2 separate regions of the Homo sapiens genome follow, and region 2 is linked to region 1. A link is a loop called in an ENCODE intact Hi-C map of the cell type or tissue named here. Cell type or tissue: chondrocyte. All regions are shown on one strand. Links, peaks and the distances in the headings refer to the core of each region. The heading gives the core; the rest is flanking DNA.

The links. Peaks named below come from ENCODE experiments on the same cell type or tissue, not always from the same donor. Only the 100,000 strongest peaks of a DNase experiment are listed, where the experiment ranks them.
Region 2: it touches region 1 in a loop (2.0-fold over the local background); 1 of 110 quality-filtered maps calls a loop at or near these places.

What each region holds. Positions count from the first base shown.
Region 1 is chr15:70,852,081-70,857,456 of GRCh38, forward strand. It overlaps LARP6 (La ribonucleoprotein 6, translational regulator), which reads right to left and starts at 2,077. Exons shown (of 3, transcript NM_018357.4): 1 at 1,809-2,077. The coding sequence starts at 2,008. It also overlaps a transcript of LRRC49 not described here. RefSeq lists an enhancer at 1,466-1,967. In chondrocyte, for the core only: CTCF peaks have their summits at 2,740 and 2,939; DNase peaks (open chromatin) are centred at 1,581, 1,977 and 2,286.
Region 2 is chr15:70,699,681-70,705,056 of GRCh38, forward strand. The region is part of intron 1 of UACA (uveal autoantigen with coiled-coil domains and ankyrin repeats); the gene reads right to left. Among named protein-coding and RNA genes, the nearest start is that of UACA, 61 kb to the right of the region's middle. In chondrocyte, for the core only: no CTCF peak of the experiment used is centred there; no DNase peak of the experiment used is centred there.

The DNA.
Region 1 (5,376 bases), core at 151-5,150:
GTAGGCTCCAGGAGCTGAGAACATTCACATCGGGTGATGGCTGCTGCCATGCGAGCCTGGGTCCAAACAGGGGATAGTGTGGATCCTGTTCTTGGCTACATCTCCTCCTGCTCTGGGTGCCTGCCCACTGGGCTCTGTCAGCTCACCGAAGAACCCCAGGGATTTTCTGGGGTCAACTCTATGCCAGTGGGCAGCAGGAAGGGCTTCAGACTGAACACTTGCTGAGACTCAAGCCACGGGAGCTGGGCAGTTCTGGAGGAAGAGCAAGAGGGGTTCAGGCAAGAGGCCTACCCATACTGAGGCTTGGTTTCTCCTAGACCTCCATAGGGGATCTTTCCAGGCCTTAAACATAAGTAGAGCTTTAATCCTGGCTAATGATACAATCTCACAAATTTAGCCCTCAGGATAGGGATGGCTATTTGCCACTGCCACAGGAAAATAAAGTTATAAGGATAAACCACTTGGGGCTATTTTACATACTCTGATATTGTCTGACTAGGGGACTGCCTTCTCGAGACTGTGAGCTGTCAGTGACTAAGGGTTCATCATTTTTATGCTCTCGGTACTTGGCACAGAGCTAAACGAATCAGGCCTTGCATTATAAAGCACTGATCTATCTACTTTGTCATACACTATGGTCCAGCTTTCCTGCCCTACCCTGGTGGGCTGACTTTTCTCCCCTAACAACTGTCTCTACTGGTCTGCCCCGAATCTCTGGGTCCAGAAGTCTGACCCTTTAACCTGGGGAAGGGTGAGCCAGTAATAGAGAATGGCTCTGGGCCCAGTATTCTTCCACCCTTGAGTTGAGTATTCTCCCAGTGAAGTAGATATACGCTTGCCAGGACAATCCTGCAGAACCTTAACAGCTAAACGCCTGGGACAGGGTCCTAGAAGAAAGAGAGCTCCTAATAAGTGCCTGTTGGCATCCACCAGAATGTGCAAGTTCTGTCATTTCCCCACTCTCATGTCTATGTCTATGTTTTATCTCCTTTCAACAGCAGGAACAAAACACCAGTCCTTAAGGGCCTGGGCATTAGTGGACAGGAGCCAAGGTGCCTGAGGACAAAGCTCGGGACCCGGGACAAGGTTAAACAAGTGCCATAGCAGCTCCAAACTACCCAAAACCCAGGAACACCCCCCCCCCGCCCCCCGCAAGGCAGCAAGATGATGCAAACATAAAGGTCTGGTGGGAAAGGCTGTGTGAAAATGGGAATCCCCCAGGGCGGAGGAAGTAAAGCAGCAAGTCCTCTATCCGTCTCAAATTACCTTGAAATCCCACCTCCTGGAATCCCCCATCAGCAAGTGTCCGCTGTACCTGGCCTGCTACCACCTAAAGACTGAGCGCAGCCAGCAGGACTGGGAAAGGCAGGGCGATGATGGCAGTGAAGGGTAAGCGGGACCACTCGCAAGGGGAGGGGAAGGCGGGTAGGGATGGACTTTGCGGCGATGGGGAGGTGGTGTCTTGAGGGAGCCCACAGAGAAGAGGCCTCCTCCAGAGGAGGGGGTGGCTTGGATGGCCCGTGAAAGTCCTCCTCCTGGATCCCTGAACATCCCCACGTCCAGGCCCCTCAGATCCCGGCCGCCAGCCCTGGGAGCCTCGGTTGGGCGACGAAGCTGCGGGCTGGGGCACCGGCTGCCTCCACGGGCCGGTTCTGACTCAGGGGCTCGGCCCGGAGCTGCTTCCCCGGCGGCGGGGCTGACTCAACCCCCTCTGCCCGAGGAGTTGTCGCGCGCAGTCAGCGCCCCGAACTCGCGCGCGGCCCGGCGCCCCCTCGGGGCCCACCTCCCGGGCCAGCCGCCGCGCCTACCTGTGCCCGCGGCTCGGCTCCTCCTCGCTCGCGCTGCCCCAGCCGGGGCTGAGGTACCGGGCCGGGTCCCCGGCGCCCCGAGTCTCCGCCCCCTCCTCCTCGTCCTCCAACTCGTCCACGTCCTCGGCCTCCTGGATGGCGACGCGGATCTGCACCGCCGTCTTGGGCCCGGGCCGAGCCTCCCCGCCGGACTGGGCCATGGCTCGCGGGACTGCGGCGCCGCCGGGGTCCTCACGCCGCAAGGCCCAGCCAGCCGGTCGGCAGCGACTGCGACGAGGGGGCGGGGGCGGTGCGAGCGCGCCTGCCGCTCGGCCCAGGGGAGGGACAGGGGTCGCGGCGCCCCGCCCCGCGCCGCCGCCGCCGCCGCCGCCGCCGCCACCACCCCGACCGCTAGTGGAGCGCCCGCGCAGGCGGGGCCTCGGAGGTGGAGGGCGGCTTTCCGGAGCTCCTCCGACGGAGGCCCGTCCCGGAAGGATCCCCGCGACCCCCGATCACTCCCTCCGTCTTTTCGCCGCTGTGGGGCCCCAGCCCGAGAGGAGGTGTCAGGGCTCCCTCCTCCTGCGCCTTCTTTCACGGCGCCGCAGGGATGGGCGCAGCACAGCTGACTTCTGTTTGTGCTTGACTCCGGGGGTGGCAGCCAGAGACCACAGCTCCAGGGGCTTCCAGGCCTCCTGCGTGTCTCCCCCACTGGCCTGCCAAGATCAGAAAATTTCCATCGTTAGTCTCCTTGACATAATAACCACCCTAGACCGCGTCTTAGGAGGTCAGGGGCTTGGCTCCTGCCTTGCCCTGTATCAGTTTTTCTCCAAGTGTGGTTCCCAGACCAGGAGCATCAGCTGCACCGGGGAACTTGTTAGAAATTGAATTCTCAGGGCTCATCCAGACCTCCTGAATCAGAATCTATGATTCAGAACTTTGTGTTTTAACAAGGCCTCTAGGTGATGCTGAAGTTCACAAAAGTTCGAAAGCCGATGGCCTATAGAGTATGCCCTGCACATAGTATGCACTCAGATGTTTGTTGAATGAATAAAGGGAGCTATTGAAATGTCAGGATGTTCTAAAACACTGCCACCTTTTCACGTGTAACTTCAAATTGAGTTCCATCTCACCTCTCCAAATGTGACCCAGAAACTAGGGACAGGAGCATAGAAATGAATAAGACCGGCCGGGCGCAGTGGCTCAAGCCTGTAATCTCAGCACTTTGGGAGGCCCAGGCGGGCGGATCACGAGGTCAAGAGATCGAGACCATCCTGGCCAACATGGTGAAACCCTGTCTTTACTAAAAAAAATACAAAAATTAGCTGGACGTGGTGGCACGTGCCTGTAATCCCAGCTACTCGGGAGGCTGAGGCAGGAGAATCACTTGAACCTGGGAAGCAGAGGTTGTGGTGAGCCGAGATTGTGCCACTGCACTCCAGCCTGGGCAACAGAGCGAGACTCCGTCTCAAAAAAAAAAAAAAGAAAAAGAAAAAAAAAGAAAGAAGGAAAGAAGAAAAAGAAATGAATAAGACCTGAATCTGCTTTCATGTAGCACTTTATTTAGAGCCTTAAACATAATTTATCATATTAATTTGCCACACTGGGACCCCAAAACAACAGAACCCTGGACCAATACATTTGTTTTGATATAGAAAGACAAGTTAGGATAGGCTTAGGAAATGAGGTCTCCTGGAGGGCAGTGTCCTTGTAAAAGAACACCATGTATAGGGTCCTGGGTGTCTGGGCAGGGCTGGGGAGAGACCCAGGGGCCCAGCGAGGACAGCCCCTCTTCTTAAGGACACTAGAATCTGTGTCCCTTTCTTTGTCGGACCTCTGTTTTGATAGAAGAGGTCCTAAAATAAGTAAGTAAAGGAAGAGAGAGAGACCTTTGGTGCTATTGCTGTTTCTGCACCAGAACAGCTCACAGCCCTGGATCTGAGCTACTGGGAAAGGAAGAGGCAAGAGGCTGACAGTGTCTTTTTCCAGCCAGCTGTGCCTCCCTCCAGGGCTATAGATCCTCTGCAAACACCTGTGATGAGGCTCAGAAGGAAAGAGCTGCAGCAGCCACCATGCCTTCCAGTTTGATAATTTCGGTTCCTGAATTTCACAAAGTGATACCCATTATCTATCTCATTTAAGCCATCTCGTGTGGCAAAGACATCAGGGGTTGTTATCCTTACCCACAATGATGGCTCACATTCATCTCAGGTTTTATAGTTTATGAACAATTCATACATGTCTTTTCAGGGTTTCCAAATGCCTGATCATAAGAGTCCCCTGGGGACTTTTCTTAAAATATAGATTCTGAAAATACAGTTTGAAAACTGACAGTTGGTGGGTGAATCTGGGCTGTAGAAGCGTTTTACTTGGTGAGAGTTTTGAAAAAAAGAAATTGAATTTATATGTCCTTACATTCAAACATATCTGCCTATGTTGTTTCTGTTATTACTTATTTCTGACTCCTCATAAAGGAATTTTGGATCTAGAAAGAATGTCAGACATCATCCAGCTCGGAGCTGCTCCTGGTAGGGAATGGGTAGTCTGGCAGAGTACCCAAGAATGGGTACTCTTAGGGGTACCCATTAAGTCATAGCATAAATATGGGGCATCTTTCTGGGGTATCAATTTTACTTAGCTATTTGAGAGAACAGCCACAATGTATATATTAAAACAACTTGGAATATCTGTGAAATCAAATGCAAAACTTGCACGGAATGTTTAAGGCAACTCACATAAGTTTCTCATTTATAGTAGTTGGCTTAGAATAATGCCTAGAGGAGCGGAGGACAGAAACCCTCATTTGCACTAGGGGTATTTCATGGGAGAAGTCCAACTCGATCACGTTTGCAATGAGGAGAGTGAGTCCCAGTGAGGCTTAGAGGGAAGGGCCTCTTCTTCCACTTTGTTGCACCCGATTTTGTCTAGCAGGGAGCCTTCATCTAGGAACACTTGCTGATTTGCTTTGATTAGTCCTACCCACATACCCATCATTTGTGTCACTGGTGAAGAAACCAGGGCTTTTAAAGGGCTCCTTTCGATTTCCAGCTTATTCCTCCCCAGAGCCGTGGCAGGGGAAGGGAGGCCAGTCCCACCCAGGCCTGTCTTGAACATCATTGCAGGGAGTTTGCATCACCACTGAGATGATTAGCAAAGCCTCTTTAAACAAAATCATGACCTCAGCCTGGAGTTGGCATCTTTCCCTTCCCTGGAATCTTGACAGCTCATTTTCATAGTAAACTCACAAGGGGAAACAGCTTTTTCCATAGCTCCTGAGGATGAAACAAAAGGAAGCACATTGACAAGCCATCAGGATGGACTGAGATTAGGTTGAAGGAAAAACTCAACCCTAGAAGACCTTTCCAGTATATACAAGGGTGTTGTTTGGAATCAATTGGAAATATTTTTGAGTGTGCCTGGCACTACAGCTGGAAACCAAGGACTTGGAATAAGATATTGTGGTGAAGCTGGGAAGTTGGGACAAGGCTAAGCGTTGAAGAGAAGAAGAGTAGTCCCAGCTACTCGGGAGGCTGAGGCAGGAGGATCCCTTAAGCCCAGGAGGTCGAGGCTGCAGTGAACCATGATGGCACCA
Region 2 (5,376 bases), core at 133-5,132, 150 kb before region 1:
AGTAAATATGGCATACTACATTAGTTAAGATTTTTCTAAAGAAAGAAAAAAGAGAGAAAGGAAAGCAGTACTGCATAATACATCACTTATTTTCCAGTTGCATTCCAAATTTCCTTCTCCCTTCTGTGCTAACTTCATTAGGAGAGCAGAGTTATAAAATCTTCCCAAAACACATGATATACAAGAAACATTTAAAATTATACTTTTGAGGGAAAGCATGTTTCTTTTGTTCTCTGTCCAGTTCTCTTTGCCTTTGAGGCAAAAAAGGAAATCAATAACTACTGAACACCTACCCTGTACCAGGCACTAAAGTCCCAATCAACCCTAGTAAACTAAAATTATCATCTCCATTTAGCAGATAAGAAAAGCCAAGGCCCCAGAGACAGTAAATGTCTTAAGTGTTCAAAAGCCCAACCATGACTTCTATAGTTCCAAAATCAGTGTGCTTTTCCCATACCCTTTCAGATTTCAAATCACACTTTTAGATTTGGCTCTGGTTACATAGCTCCTAGGACTCTTAGATGCAGTGGAATTCTACATACATTTTAAGAAACTACCCCCCCCCAACACAGACATTTATTTAAAAAGTACTGTTGGAAATATATTTATGGAGGCAAATTGTATATATATATATATATACACACACACACACACACACACATTCTATACAGAAAGCAATTCATTATGTTTATATATTAGAATAAAATAAAACTTTTACATAGAAAAAACTAAAAATGACAGACTCTAAAGTATTAACTGCTTAACATCTAAAAATATTAAGATTACAAGTTACTTTCATTTTCTCCCTTTTTACATTCCACATGTATTGTTTTTATAAAAAATGTTTTTTATTTTAATAAAAATTCTGTGTATGTGTATTTAGATTAAAGGTGGGGGTTTTAAGAAGGATGTCTCATATAACATACATTTTAATCGTATCAAGGTTACCTCTAACTTTAGAGAAAATACATTCAAGGTATTCTGAAGCCAATAACCTAGATCTTTTCTCAATAAGCATAAATGTCAGAAGATAGAACTAAAATACATGTTACTTAAACAGGTGAGATTTTAGCCTTTTAAAATATTATACCAATTTACTAGTAAATTCTGTGCTAAATCCAGTATTATTTCTAGAACAAAAAAAGATCTGGATATTTTTCACTTAACTTACAAAATGAATCCTATGGCCACAAATACCCTAACAAATCTGAGAAAAAAACTGAATCACCTGTATATCCTCTACATGTTTGATCAATATAATTTTATATCTACTATTCCCTATAAACCAAAAAAGAAAAGTTAAAAAAAATCACCATCACTAACTTTCTTGTTAAACAAGTAATGTAAAATTAAATACTTGATGTAGAAAATGAATATGAAAACTGAATATGAAAAAAAGACAAATACATTAAAATTTTAACTCACTTCTGAAATTTAATATTTTAATGGAACCTGGTTCAAGTACCTACACAGATTTCAGAATTGTCTCTAAATTACTTAAATTTGGTGATGAACCTACTTCCTCCTAACTTCAAAAGTTTAAACTGCCAACTATGAGTACAGAATAACCCTACCTATGGGCTCCAAGTCTAAGCTACATTTTACGCATCACCTTTCTTAAGCTTTAAAACAAAAACAAAACAGTTTACTGACTCTAATTTGGGGAGTGGTCGTGGACATAAGCTTACAAGACATTGTGTTTTCAAATGCCTAAAGGATTAAATCATGTTTAACACACAAATGCTTGTTCTAGATTTGATTAGTCTATCCTTACAATTAAAACAATCTCCAGTTTATTTCCAAGTAAACTTGCTGGTGGAAAAAAGAGCCATTTAAATCACCACAAAGTTGTAAAAATCCAAAAATAAGGCTTTCTTTAAAGATAATTAAATGTGATTAAAGTCTCACATTATCATATGATTTTCAGTTCTACACCAAGCACCATTTTCAGCTCTGATTCACTGTCAGTTAACAGTAACACTGTACAATTATTAAGATTTTATCATGTGCTTTTTAAACCCAGAGAAAGAAAGAACTTTTGTTTACTATTACTAACCCCAATCTGCTAATCAACTTAATCAAGAAGAAAACAATAAAGCAAACCAAATTAATAAAACAGTAGTGCATTTTAAAAGAACACAGTTCAGAAAGTCTAACCAAGAATCTTTTGTTACACTAGACTACTGGGATACCTACTCTGTTCTTAGGAGTACAAGAAAACCAACAGTTCATCATAGACAGGATTTAGTTTCTTGTTGCTAATGGCAAACTACTTTGCATTAAGTTACAAATCTCTGTAAGCTCACAAAGCAAACTCTCAGACAAACTCCTGACAAGTGACTCAGTCCCTCACATGCTGTGCTACACTTAGCTTGGATCTCTAACGATATTTTCTTCGTCTTCAGGATCCTTCTCCGCCTTCATAACGCTCGAATATTATCTTCCTTGCAATGCAGAACTTGATTAAGAGCAGCCCCAAGTCAGGTACAGTAACTCTATCTATTTCTTATTCTTTGGAAGCTAGCTATCTTTCAAAGTTGTCCCTTTGAGGGACCCCACTGGAAAACTTGAACAGCACTCTGCATCCTGCTGCCTCAACACTGCAACACAGACGCTGCAGTGCATGATAAAACTGTCCACATCCGAATTGTCCGGTAAACAGCGTGGAGCCTGTCTCCCATTGGTTGAGTTCTACTTTAGATTCCATAGGACTTGACAGCTGAATGATAGAAAGGAGCAGCTAAGAATATATTGTAAATGCATGCTTTTCCTCTGAGTAATAAATTTCAGGTCTACTGGGGAAAATGACTCAAACATATTGTAAAACATGCTTATTATATAAAAACCAATTGTGTGACATAATGACAACATTTTAAGAGACAAATTTGGTTATTCCACAGAACAATATTTAAAACCAGTTTCAGTCTTAGGATCATCTAACATGAAGTTATAATAGCCCTGACAAACAGAATATAAAATTCTATTTTAAGCAAACGTGTCACATTTTAATTTAAGGAAACGCACACACAGTAACACTTTCAAATTTTCTCCATTTTATTTTGTACCCCTATCAGTCTCTCTGCATACAACCAGGTTTCAGCTTACAACTGCTGCCAGTCTGTCTCCTAGCATGTTAAATGAGAAGAGCCAGAGGCACTGCCAAAACATTAAATAGAATACATAGTGATGCATACTTTTCAACAAATTTTAAATTTAACTCTGTACTTTTAGTTTCCAAGTTTAGCACCCTGCCTAATATAACAAGTAAATATTTTATCAGTGAAAAGTCAAATTACCTGGATTCACTGGATGAAAAAAAAAACTGGTTAAACACTAAAGGAGGCAAATACACATTAGACAACGAGCTAGACTATTAAAAAAATCTCCATTTGGGGACAAAGCAGATAACTTCTCTGCATTCTCTACGATAGCATACTTGTATCAACATTTCTTACATTACCAAGGCCGGTGCAAATTCAGGGTGGTTTTTTTGTGGTGGCTGTTGTTGTTGTTTTTTAACCATGTTCTCATTACCACAATAGCATGAGAATAATTTACACTTCCTCTAAAAAGACACATTTGTGAAAATTGTTTCATGGGAATGCAAAACATTCCAACACAAGTGTTTACAGGAAGGAAGTAGCTGCTATATTATAGATCATGCTGCCAGTTAAAAATTCTGCTATGTACTTCCACAAGAAATCTGTTTCCTACTAAATTTACAACATTAGGCCCATATTCTAATTATAAAATATATAAGGGTCATATACCATATCTCATTTTTGAAACAATGATTGTTTTTTCCCCCAAACCACGAGATATCACAATGGATTCATTTGGCTAAACCCAGAGACTCCGCCCAGTCTGTGTCACCATTCTTTGAGGAAATCTTTGTTAGAACTCAGACCTTGTCCTTTGGGTAACAAAGCAAGCACATTCTTTCTAGAAATAGGACAGCAAAGGCGAAGGAAGAGGGAAAACAGTAACAAATAACTAAAGCCATATAAGGAGCGGCCCATGTTCAGGAGATAGGATTGTGTGTCCTAGTATTATGGATGTCCTGAGCTGCCTGCCACCTCCCCAGCCTCTGTGGCTTAATCTTCTGTGCCTGCTTTCACACCTTCCTTCATAGCTATTTCCCAAGAGCCCTACGCAAATTCCCACCTTTGCTGTCCCCTGTACCTATAAGGTTCTTCCCTCCCCTACTTTCAGGTTCTTCTCCAATGTCACTTCCTCAGAGAGGGCTTCTCAGACCTCTACATCTAAACGGCCCCGTGTCCCACTCTACCCCACCACTCTTTATCCTTGCACCGTTTTACTTTTCTGCAGGGAGCTCATCAGTATCTGCCATTACATCAGATGTTTATCTGTTTATTAGCTTACTGCCTGTCTCCTCAGCTCCCCTCTAATTTGACTATATCTAAGGTTTCTTCTGTGTCTGGTTTGAAACTATAAAACTAATTTTTCAATAAGTAACTTGGTAGTCAGTCACTAGATTCTCACCCATCTTAAGAACCAGAATCCACATCTGCTTCATGAATCCTCTTTCCTCTTGGACTAAATTGTTAAATAGGCTAGATCTGTAACACACATTTACCAGCAACATTGTTCCCCAGTAAACTATCCACATTCAGATAACAAGTATCTATTGACCTGAGATGAGGGCAGTTAGCCCATGAGTGGTTCAGCTGATTGCAACTGAGCAAACAGATCCTACTGCTCATGGTCGATAAAAGATCCTTCTTCACACATACTCCTGCACATCCCACACCGCAAGTCTTTCTTTACCAGCCTACAAATCCACTGGACTCCTCAAAAAGCACTTTAGTTAAAACACATGTTCTTCAGAATTTTGCCTGACTCAAAAGTCTACCTGCTGTATGTATACTAGTAGGATAATTTATTTATACTTTCTAGGCACCAGTGCTCTCAACTACAAAGCAAGGATAACAATAGAGAACCTATATGTGTAAAATCAAATAGCTAATAGATATGAATGATCTCAGCACCATGCATGGTAGATGTTTATGCCCAAAAATGGTAGGCACTGGCGAGAGTCACAGGTGCTCCTGCTCCTGGGTCAGAGTTACTCTTAAAAGAAAAACTTCAGCTGAATTAAATTTAAAGTTGTTTAATTGAGCAATGAACCATTCAGAAATCAGGCAGCCCACAAAATCACAGCAGATTCAGAGAGACCCCAGGGATGCCTTGTGGTCAAAACAAATTTATAGATTAAAAAGGGAAGTGATGTGTAGAAATCAGAAGGGAGGTACAGAAATAGCTGGATTGGTTACAGGATGGCGTTTGTCGTATTTGAATACAGTTTGAACACTCAGCAGTGTATGAGTGGTTGAAGTATGTGACTGCTGGGATTGG